2 separate regions of the Homo sapiens genome follow, and region 2 is linked to region 1. Evidence: chromatin contacts called from ENCODE Hi-C or POLR2A ChIA-PET data. All regions are on one chromosome and are shown on one strand. The core of a region is the stretch at or near the end of the contact, and the rest is flanking DNA. Distances in the headings are between cores, read along the strand shown.

What was found. A loop is a pair of places that touch in the nucleus more often than their neighbours do. ChIA-PET counts read pairs that join two places held with the same protein, here RNA polymerase II (POLR2A).
Region 2: a loop to region 1 is called in a map of endothelial cell of hepatic sinusoid, with 6 times the contacts of the local background. The contact joins two enhancer-like sites. A Hi-C loop is called at or near these places in 1 of 168 maps with a recorded cell type or tissue (endothelial cell of hepatic sinusoid). POLR2A ChIA-PET finds 5 or more read pairs at or near these places in 4 of 52 experiments (H1, Panc1, activated CD4-positive, alpha-beta T cell and 1 more).

Annotation. Positions count from the first base shown.
Region 1 is chr22:23,812,306-23,817,879 of GRCh38, forward strand. It overlaps SMARCB1 (SWI/SNF related BAF chromatin remodeling complex subunit B1), which reads left to right. Exons shown (of 9, transcript NM_003073.5): 6 at 4,465-4,631. Among named protein-coding and RNA genes, the nearest start is that of DERL3, 24 kb to the right of the region's middle. RefSeq lists enhancers at 3,625-4,126, 4,127-4,628. Within about 2 kb of position 4,011, at least 5 of the 41 ENCODE cell types and tissues checked have a DNase peak (open chromatin) inside an H3K27ac peak, as active enhancers do.
Region 2 is chr22:23,875,286-23,880,686 of GRCh38, forward strand. SLC2A11 (solute carrier family 2 member 11) reads left to right here. Exons shown (of 12, transcript NM_001024939.4): 5 at 1,757-1,886; 6 at 2,436-2,584. It also overlaps the pseudogene RN7SL268P. Among named protein-coding and RNA genes, the nearest start is that of MIF, 16 kb to the right of the region's middle. Within about 2 kb of position 3,091, at least 3 of the 41 ENCODE cell types and tissues checked have a DNase peak (open chromatin) inside an H3K27ac peak, as active enhancers do.

The sequences.
Region 1 (5,574 bases), core at 2,761-5,260:
TAAAACATTATTTTAAAAAAGGAAAACAATTCTCCCCCCCAAAAAAATCTCTGGGCCCATATGATTTCACTGGAGAATTCTGTCTATCAAATGTTGACGAATGAGTTAACACCAATTCTACACAATCTCTTCCAGAAAATGGAAGAGGAGAACGCACTTCCTGATCAATTTTATAAAGCTCGTATTACCTAGATACCAAACCTAAAGACAGTACCAAAAAAAGAAAAATACAGACCAATATCCTTTATGACTAAAGATGCAAAATCCTTAGCAAAATATTGCGAAATAGAATTCAGCAATATATAGAAATAATTATATACTGTGACCAAGTGGGATTTATTGCAGGGATGGAAGGCTGGGTCAATATTTGAAGCTCAATCAATGTAATCCACCATATTAACACACTAATGAAGAAAAATCACAGGATCAGATCAGTTGATACAGAAAAAGCATTTTGTAGAACTCAACACCTGATGATAAAAATGCTCAGAAAAATAATAGCAGGAAACTTCCTCCATTTAGTAAAGAGCATCTATTTAGTACAAAAAGTCCTGTTGCTATTTTTTTTTTTTTTTTTTAGACGGAGTATTGCTCTGTTGTCTAGGCTGGAGTGCAGTGGCATGATCTCAGCTCACTGCAAACTCTGCCTCCTGGATTCACACCATTCTCCTGCCTCAGCCTCCCTGATAGCTGGGACTACAGGTGCCCTGCCACCACACCCAGCTAACTTTTTGTATTTTTAGTAGAGACGGGGTTTCACAGTGTTAGCCAGGAATGTCTCGAACTCCTGACCATGTGATCCACCCGCCTCGGCCTCCCAAAGTGCTGGGATTACAGGCGTGAGCCACAGAGCCTGGCCTTCTGTTGCTAGCATTTAATAGTGAAAGGTTGCATGCTTTCTGCCAGAGACCAGGAACAAGCCAAATATGTCTGCTGTCACTATTCTTATTCAACATAGTGTTGGAAGTTCTAGCTAATCCAGTAAGCTGAGAAAAGGAAATAAAAGACGTGTAGATTGGAAAGGAAGAAATAAAATCCTATTTGCAGATGACATGATTGTCCGTGTAGAAAATCCCAAGGGATCTACAGAAAACTTGGAGAACTAATAACTGAATTCCCCAGGGTCACAAGATACAAGGGATACAAGGTAAACATGCAGAAATCCATTTTATTTCTATATGCCATTAATGAGTACCTAGACACAAATTAAAAATACATTACCATTTATCATCACTCAATAAAAAAAGGAATACTTAGGTATAAATCCAACAAAACATTTACAGGACTTATATACCAAAAACTATAAAACACTGACGAAAGTAATGAAGGAAGACCTAAATAAGTAGACATATCATATTCATGGATTAAAAGACTCAAGATGATGTCAGTTTTCCCCAAATTGATATACAGATTTAATGCAATTTCTGTGAAAATCCCAGCAAGATTTTTTTTGTAGATAAGATGGTTCTAAGATTTATATGGAAAGGCAAAGAAACTAAAATAGCTAAAGCAATTTATTTATTATTATTATTATTTTTTTTTGAGATGGAGTTTTGCTCTTTTGCCCAGGCTGGAGTGCAGTGGCATGATCTCTGCTCACTGTAACCTCCACCTTCCGGTTTCAAGCGTTTCTCCTGCCTTAGTCTCCCGAGTAGGTGGGATTACAGGTGCCCGCCACCATGCCTGGCTAATTTTTGTATTTTTAGTAGAGACAGGGTATTACCATGTTGGCCAGGTTGGTCTCAAACTCCTGAGCTCAGGCAGTCCGCCTGTCTCAGCCTCCCAAAGTGCTGGGATTACAGGCATGAGCCACCACACCCGGCCAGCAATTTTGAAAAACAGTAAAGTGGGAGTAATCATTCTACCCAATCTCAAGGCTTACTATATAGCTACGATAATCAAGGCTGTGTGGTATTGGTGGAGTGACATACCGTGATGGAACAGAATTGAGAATCCAGAAACAGACCCACACAAACGTGCCCTCCTGATTTTTACAAAGATGCAAATGTGATTCAATGGAGGAAAGACAGCTCATTCAACAAAATGGCACTGGAGCAATTAGACAATCATAGGCAAGTAGGCTGGCACAGTGGCTTACGTCTGTAATCCTAGCACTTCGGGAGGCTGAGGTGGGCAGATCACCTGAGATCACGAGTTCGAGACCAGCCTGACCAAGATGGAGAAACCTCGTCTCTACTAAAAATACACAATTAGCTGGGCGTGGTGGCGCATGCCTGTAACCCCAGCTACTCGGGCGGGTGAGGCAGGAGAATCGCTTGAACCTGGAAGGCAGAGGTTGCTGTGAGCCGAGATCACGCTGTTGCAATCCATCCTGGGCAACAAGAGTGAAACTCTGTCCCAAAAAAGCAACAACAACAAAAAAGGCTGGGCACAGTGGCTCACGCCTGTAATCCCAGCACTTTGGGAGGCTGAGGTGGGCGGATCACCTGAGGTCAGGAGTTTGAGACCAGCTTGACCAACGTGGAGAAACCTCGTCTCTACTAAAAATACAAAATTAGCCGGGCATGGTGGCGCATGCCTGTAATTCCAGCTACTTGGGAGGCTGAGTCAGGAGAATTGCTTGAACCCAGGAGGCCGAGGTTGCTGTGAGCCAAGATCACGCCGTTGCGCTCCAGCCTGGGCAACAAGAGCAAAACTCCGTCTCAAAAAAAAAAAAAAAAGGCAAAAGACAGGAAGAGAAATTTCACTAAAGAAGTTATATAGGTGGCAAATAAACATTGAAAAGCTTTTCCACATTGTTAGCCTTAGGGAAATGCAGATTAAAATTACACTGTTATTCCACATCTTTAAAAAGTGGTGACAGCATCAGATGCTGGCGAGGATGTGGAGGAACTGGGTCACTCACAAGCTGCTGATGGGAATGTAAAGTGGCTGGAAAACTGCCCTAGAAAACAGTGTGGCAATTTCTGTTAAAAACTAAACATGCGGCCAGGCGTGGTGGCTCACACCTGTAATCCCAGCACTTTGGGAGGCCGAGGCGGGCGGATCACGAGGTCAGGAGATCGAGACCATCCTGGTTAACATGGTGAAACCCTGTCTCTTCTAAAAATACAAAAAATTAGCTGGGCGTGGTGGTGGCTGCTTGTAGTCCCAGCTACTCGGGAGGCTGAAGCAGGAGAATGGCGTGAACCCGGGAGGCGGAGCTTGCAGTGAGCCGATATAGCGCCACTGCACTCCATCCTGGGCGACAGAGCGAGACTCCGTCTCAAAACAAACAAAAAACTAAACATGCAACCAGTGTACCTTGAGCATTTATCCTGGAGAAATGAAGACATGTTTATACAATAGCCTACACGTGGATGTTCATAGCAGCTTTATTTATAATAGCGGGAAACTGGAAATGATCTAGATAGCCTTCAGTGAGTGAATAGTTAAAGTGAGGCCCCTTCGTACCACAGAATGTCACTTGGCAGTAAAAGGAAGTGACAATCTGGATGAATCACTGGATACAGATACAGTCCTCTATCTTGTCTTTTTTGGAGGAAACTGGGCGCAGTGTGCATGGAATTTCTCTGTGTTGTTTCTTGCATCTGTACATGAATCTACAATTACTTAAAAATTTTAAAATGCTCTGGGCAGTGTATTCACTGGGTGTTTACCCCGTGCACCTGAGGTTCCTGCTGTTGCTGCCCCGCAGGCTGTTAGGATGCTGGTCTCCAGCGTGTCTTTAGGGCAGGGAGGAGATAGTGGGGCTGTGGTCTGTTAGGCCGACCTGCTTCTTGATGATGGAATCCTACTGTCTGCTCTGAGGCAATTTTTCTTGGCTTTTTCAGCTTATTCCTGCAAGGCGTCTTGTCAGTACGGTCTGGGTGGAGCAGGGAGAGAATGTTGACTGAGAGGACCTTGCTGAGGTCTGGCTGGCCACAGATGGTCCCTGTGAGCTCCCATCTGGTACAATTCCTTTTCCAGGATCCGGGATCTGTAGGGACCTCCACGCTTGTGACCTTGTTGAGGCCCTGCTGCTGCTACTGCAGTCACAGGCCTGGAAATCGCTGTGGCTTGGCACAGTGTGTTTTGCTCACATGAGGCCTGGTATTGGGCCAGCCTCTGTGCCATCACGTCTGCCACCAGTTCAGCACAGAGGGGAGTAGAGAGATGGCACGCAAGCTTTGATGTGCCTTTGCTGGCCTCGCCTGGATCATCTCATTAGTTGGGATAATCTCATGCGCCCACCCAGCTATGAGTGGAATGAGGGAAGTGTTTATGGCCATGACCACCCCCAGGGCATGGAGCAGGAGGTCTGTGCAGGATGAGGGCTGGGGGCCTGCTAGTCATGTGCTTCCTCCTTCCACTCCCAGTTTCCAGGAAGGCCACCCCCAGTGCCCTGGTTGTCCTCTCCTGCATCCGGAGATGTTTGGCTTCAAAGAAGAAGGGGTGAGGGAGGCCGGTCCATGCCCAAGCATGGTGCAATCTCTTGGCATCCCTTCCCTCTCCTGATTTCAGAGAAGTTGATGACGCCTGAGATGTTTTCAGAAATCCTCTGTGACGATCTGGATTTGAACCCGCTGACGTTTGTGCCAGCCATCGCCTCTGCCATCAGACAGCAGATCGAGTCCTACCCCACGGACAGCATCCTGGAGGACCAGTCAGACCAGCGCGTCATCATCAAGGTAGGTGACTTCTCACCCAGCACTGGAGCCTTCCTGGCCCTCAGGGTGGGTGTCATCATGGAGCACTGAGGGTACACCAAGGCCTCAGCAGAAGCCCGTCTTTGGGTTCCATATCATCTGGAAAGTCATAACACCTGGCTTTGCTCCCTGCAATCCCCCAGGAAGGGCATAGGCTGAGTTCTCATAGTAAAGTGTTATATTCCGGACACATTCAGGGGGTGTCTCTGAGGCACTGCCAGGCTCTGAGCAAAGCCCGGAGGTCTAGAGGAGGTGAAGGCAGCTGATTGGCTGGGCCAGGCTGAGTGCTCCAGGGGGGCCTAGTAACCCAATAAGATGCTGCCTTAGTGGCCATATTACAGGTGAAGAGGTGGGCACGTGGAGAGCTGAGATCACCTGCGGAAGTTGCAAACTGGCCAGTTGAGAAATGGTGAGGCTGGCGATTGGGCGCAGGCCTGCACCCTGCAGAGCCTATAGCATAATCCTTGCTGTGCTGAGCCGCCACTGCCAGACTATGCCTTGAGGGTGAGGGGAGCTTTGAAAATAGGAAGATATGAGAAGTAGGTGAAATTGGCACATGTGATGACCCTAAAAAGGTCAGTGGTTTGGTTAGATCTGATGCTGTGCCTTTGGCTTCCATTTTAGGAAAACATTGATGTATAAAAATAAGAGCCATGTTACAAAGGGTTCCTGAAAATAGTCTTTGGGGTCGAGGAGCCTCGGGAGGGATGCCTCCTGTGACTGAGGGATGCCTCTGCCCCGTGCACCAGATGGAGCCTGGGCCGACTTCTTCCCACTGTGGTTCTCCGTGGCACTTTACTAAGATTTTGGAAAATAACGTGGGGGAATCACCAGCAACTTCCTCTGTGGTCCCCCAAGTAACAAACAACTAAATATCTTATTTAGTTAGTCAAGACAGTCTCACTGTGTCGCCCAGGCTGGAGTG
Region 2 (5,401 bases), core at 1,841-4,340, 62 kb after region 1:
TTAATAAATTCATTAATTCCTTTTATTTCATTTCTTCCTTCATTTCCTCCCTTTATTCATTCATTTATTTTTTATTTATGCCTACCTTTGTCACAAAAGGATGTAGTATAGTTTATCTTAAAGGGCTCATATAACTAGATATTTAAAGTAGGTACAGAACAATGGAAAAGTTGTGTAGGGGTGGGGGAATAAGCATCTCCAAACTTAACACTAATACAGGTCCCATGTTTGAGTAACACTCTAAGCCATGAGCTTCCTGGTAGCCAACGTGTAAAGGGATATAGGATGAGTTTTCTGATCTTCTCTCAGAAGCAGAATGGCCTGTTAGGTACTCCTCGATTTCTGGGGCTTTTCATGTGAGAGAGCAGAATTTTGAGCACATCCACCTGGGTTTTTAGGGGCTCCAACCAACAAGTCATCTCTTGACGCCCTACTGTTTATACAGCCCAGTGGTGATGTTATCTATATGATGCTATCTATATTAGTTATCTATTTGTGTGAAACAAATAACCCCAAAATTAAGTGACTTAAAATAATCAACATTTATAATCTCACAGTTTCTGTGGGCCAGGAACCCAGGAATGTCTTAGGTAGGTGGCTCTGGCTTGGGGTCTCTGACGGGGCTGTGCTCAAGCTGTCAGGGCTGCAGACATCAGAAGGGTTGGCTGGGGCTGGAGGATCCACTTCCAAGATGCTCCCTCACGTGCCATTGGCAGGAGGTCTCAGCTGCCCACTTTGGGGGGCTCTCCACAGAGCTGCTTGAGGATCTTCACAACATGGCAGCTGGCTTCTTCCAGAGTGATCTGAGGGGGTGAGGAGGGGAGGGAGAGAGAGGGAGACAGGGAGACAGAGAGAGGGCATGCACAAGGAGAAGTCCAGGTGCTTTTTATGTCCTAATTCCAGAGGTCATACACCATTATTCTGCTCATTAGAAGTGAGTTACTAAGAGTAGCCCACGATCCAGGGGAAAGGAACCAGGTCAGACTTTGTCTTCATGTCCCAAGTACCCATCAGAGAAGGAATCCCCAGCTAAATGTTTGTAGGAAGAGCAGGGGCACCTCCGAGACTCCTTGGCAATCAGCATAGCTGCCTTCCTTCCAGTTATCTTTGCCCAACTCGTAGATAGAGGGGCAGGACCTTGATGGGAGAACCCCTAGGTCAGGGAGGGCATACTGCATTCCCAGGGGCGTGACACCACAACACAGTGGCCTCTTAGCTTTTGCCATTTGTCACCCTCTGGGAGGGCGCTGGGGTGCTCTCCAGCTCTCTGTTTTCCTGAGGGCAGTGTAGGTGCCAGGGTCTTCCCTGGGGGAGCCAGGGTGAGGTGAGAGCAGCTGTAGTGATCAATGAAGGAATTGACATGAGTGCTGGGACAGCTGGTAGGCATCCAGGATGTGGTCCTACCTTCCTCCTCCCACCCCCCCGCACAGCCCCGTCAGAGTCCTTCACACTCGGGTCCCAGTGATGGGACCTAGGAAGAGCCCATGAACATGTGGTACTGTGGCCAGGGACCAGGATGGGAGCGGATCTGAGAAAGCCCTCCCTCAGAAGTTCTGAAGAGTAGAGTTGGGATCCTGTTGGCCCTTCATCAGGTGAAGCAGAACCCCTGAGTGTGGGGGGTGAGGGATCAGCCCTCAGTGCCAGGATCCAGTTGAGTGGCTGGACAGTGCTGAGTGGGGCAGGGGAGACAGGCTGGGTGTCGTGGAGTGGGGGTCCCAGCTGGTGGCTGACGTGCCTCTGCTGTGCACACGTCCAGGTGTGAGCATGAACATCCAGCCCATGTACCTGGGGGAGAGCGCCCCTAAGGAGCTCCGAGGAGCTGTGGCCATGAGCTCAGCCATCTTTACGGCTCTGGGGATCGTGATGGGACAGGTGGTCGGACTCAGGTAAGCACCCCTCCCCCACATGCATTGAGTATTTCGGAGATACCAGTAAAAGCGTTTCTTCACCTAAATGTCTCCCCTACCCACTAGTAGATTAAAGCATTATTGCTTTGCATGAAGGCATCGAATCCTCTATCCACATCTCTGCTGCCAATTCACGAAATGGGTATCAGTCAACACACTGCAATGTGAATCACCTTTTCCCATCCTCTCCAGGTCAGGGAGCAAAGAACAGGTCTTCACAGAGGAGAGGGTGAAGATTTGGGCTTTCAAAGACAAACGTGTTCCAGTCATTCCAGAAAAAAGAGGAGAAGGCAGAGCCTGGACCCTTGGGAAGAGGAGTTGCTAGGGATGAGGTGGGGCAGTGGCCCTGTCCTCTCTTGGTCCCAACCTGGGTGGGAGGGATCTTGATGTTCAGACCCAGACTTGGATAGGAAGAGGCACGGGGCAATTGCAGACTCCCTGCAGGGAGGTGTGTAGGTGGGCAGGAGAGCAGGGTGGTAGGACTCTGGCAAAGAGGCATCTGGCCTGGCCTCTCCTCTGCCTCCTTAGGGAGCTCCTAGGTGGCCCTCAGGCCTGGCCCCTGCTGCTGGCCAGCTGCCTGGTGCCCGGGGCGCTCCAGCTCGCCTCCCTGCCTCTGCTCCCTGAAAGCCCGCGCTACCTCCTCATTGACTGTGGAGACACCGAGGCCTGCCTGGCAGGTGAGTCTCTGTCCTTGGGCTCCCAGACTGCCCTTGACCAAGGGATGCATCTCCCCAGAGTATACGGGTCCCCATTTCATAGGTTTCATTTATCAAGGAAAAGCTATCCCTCTCTTTGTGCCTCAATTTCATGATCTGCCTATACCTGCCTTCAATCAGAACTCTATCAAGTGGTTGTCCTAACTGCCAGGCAGCAGAATGGATCAGACCTAGCCACTGTTACTCAAGAACTCCAGAGCGGTGCGGAGAAACACACGCGCACACACACGGTGAAACACCTGTGCAAGACCTCACCTACCCAGTGCCAACTGGGTGATGGTCATCTTATATCAGTTAACTTTGGCTACAGTAAGAATGCCTAAGGAACAATCGCAACATTTCTGCTTTAAAGCAACAATTATTTACTGCTTCTTTTATTCATGTACTTGCCTGGCTGGCTGCACAGCTCTGCTGATCTCAGCTGGGCTAGTTCACAGTGTGGGGCGGGGGAGGGGGGCAGTGGTGAGGTTCAGCTGCTGGTTGGCCGGTCTAGGCTGGTCTGGACTGGAGCCATTCAGCTTTGCTGCACTTTCTGTCCTCTCACTTTTGGTACCAACGAGTTAGCCTAGGAATAGCATGGTGATGGCAGAGAAACAAGAAAGCAAATCCAGTTGCATAAGCGCTTTCCAAACCTTTGGTTCCCTCGTGCCATTAACATTCCATTGGCCAAAGCGAGTCAGTCATACTGCCAAATCCCAAGTCAAGGGATGGGAAAATTGATGGCATATCCTCTCCCATCGCAAGGGCTGTGGATTTAAGGAGGGGTGAAGACCGGGGCCCATTAGTGTACTCTTCTCTGTCACCATGGCCGCAATTATTACTTATGTCTCTCCTCTGTGCAAAATGTGTTCAGTCCCATCCCAGGATCCCCCAAAGTCTCATCCAATCATGGCATCGGGCTTGAAGTCCCAGATCTTACGCCACATTAAGTCTATATGGGCCTTTTCTTGATCCAGAAACCTAGGATCTAGAAAGATGAGTCTTCTTCCCTTCCCACACTCAGCATGCAATGGTAAAAAGTAAGATGAGGTAACCAAAATTAATGCTCTCATTTCAAAAACGAGGAAGCAAGGCAGGCACAGTGCAGTCACTAATCTATAACAATTCTGAAGCGCCCCTAGGAAAATATGGCCATGTCCCCTGCCTTGGGGGTAGGGAGTATTCTTTGTTCAAGTTCCAGCTCTGTCCCCTACCCCCTATGAAGGGCACCCCAGGCCATGGTTCTTTTATTTTTTTTATTTTTTTTATCTTTTAGAGACAGGTTCTCGCTTGTCCAGGCTGGAGTGCTGTGGCTGTTCATAGGCATGACGCCATTGTTGATCAGCACGGAAGTTTTCTTCTTTTTTGTTCTTGTTTTTTTGGTTTTGTTTGGGACAGGGTCTCACTCTGTCGCCCAGGCTGGAGTGGTGTGATCTCAGCTCACTGCAACCTCCACCTCCCAGGCCCAATCAATTCTCCCACCTCAGCCTCCTGAGTAGCTGGGACTACTGGCCCGTGCCACCACGCTTGGCTAATTTTTTTTTATTATTGTATTTTTTGTAAAGATGGAGTTTCACCTCTTTGCCTGGGCAGGTCTCAAACTCCTGAGATCAAATGATCCTCCCCCCTTGGCCTCCCAAAGTGCGTGGATTATAGGCATGAGCCATTGTATCTGGCTAGCATGGGAGTTTTGAACTGTCCCATTTCCAACCTGGGCCAGTGCATTCCTCCTTAGGCAGCCTGGTGGTCCCTGCTCCTGGGATGTCACTATATTGATGCTGAACTTAGTGCAGACACCTGATCTGCCTAGCGTACTACAACCCAGAGCTCCTGGGCCCAGGCGATCCTCCTGTCTCAGCCTCCTGAGTAGCTGGGACTCTAGGCACACACCACTATGCGTGGCTCTCCATGCTTCTTGGGTCTACCCTCTGAGATGTTTTTCCTTTTCTTTCACCTTCCTTGATTCCTTCTGAAGAGGGCGTTGCACAATGTGCTGCTTTTGATGGTTGAGCAAATTTCTCAGCCTCCTTCCTGCCTATAGAGAGTTGGGGCAGGCTGGGCGCCAGCTCACGCCTGTAATCCCAGGGAGGCTGAGGCGGGCAGATCACGAGGTCAAGACATCAAGACCAGCCTGGCCAACATGGTGAAACCCCATCTCTACTAACAATACAAAAATTAGCTGGGTATGGTGGCACGTACCTGTAGTCCCAGCTACTAGGGAGGCTGAGGCAGGAGAATTGCTTGAACCCGAGAGGCGGAGGTTGCAGTGGCAGGAGAATTGCTTGAACCCGAGAGGCGGAGGTTGCAGTGAGCCAAGATTGTGCCAGTGCACACTGCACTCCAGCCTGGTGACAGAGTGAGACTCCATCTCAAAAAAAAAAAAAAAAAAAAGAAAAGAAAAGAAAACAAAGTTGGGGCACAGAAGTCTTTATATTTCAAATTGTCCTGGTCTTTTTTTTGTCCAAACTGGCAGAGCTTTTGCCAATACAACTTTCTCAAAAATGATGTGAATTTTCTATGTATTCGAGGTTTTTTCATGTGTCAACAAACCACGCTCACAATTATTTTTGAGACAGGCTTCTCTCCCAAGGCCTAATTGCTGGTATTTAGGGTATGTCAGGCTACCGTGAATCAACGCCCTCAAGCCTCCTAAATGCCCCCTTTTCTAGTTGTGAGGGTCTGTGAGGCACTGCTTTAAGCTATACCCTTGATTTGATCTTTACTATGAGTCCATGGCTTCCTGGCAGTGCTCTGGATTTGATCTTTGCTCACAGGCTGTTACTTAATTTGGGATTCTTT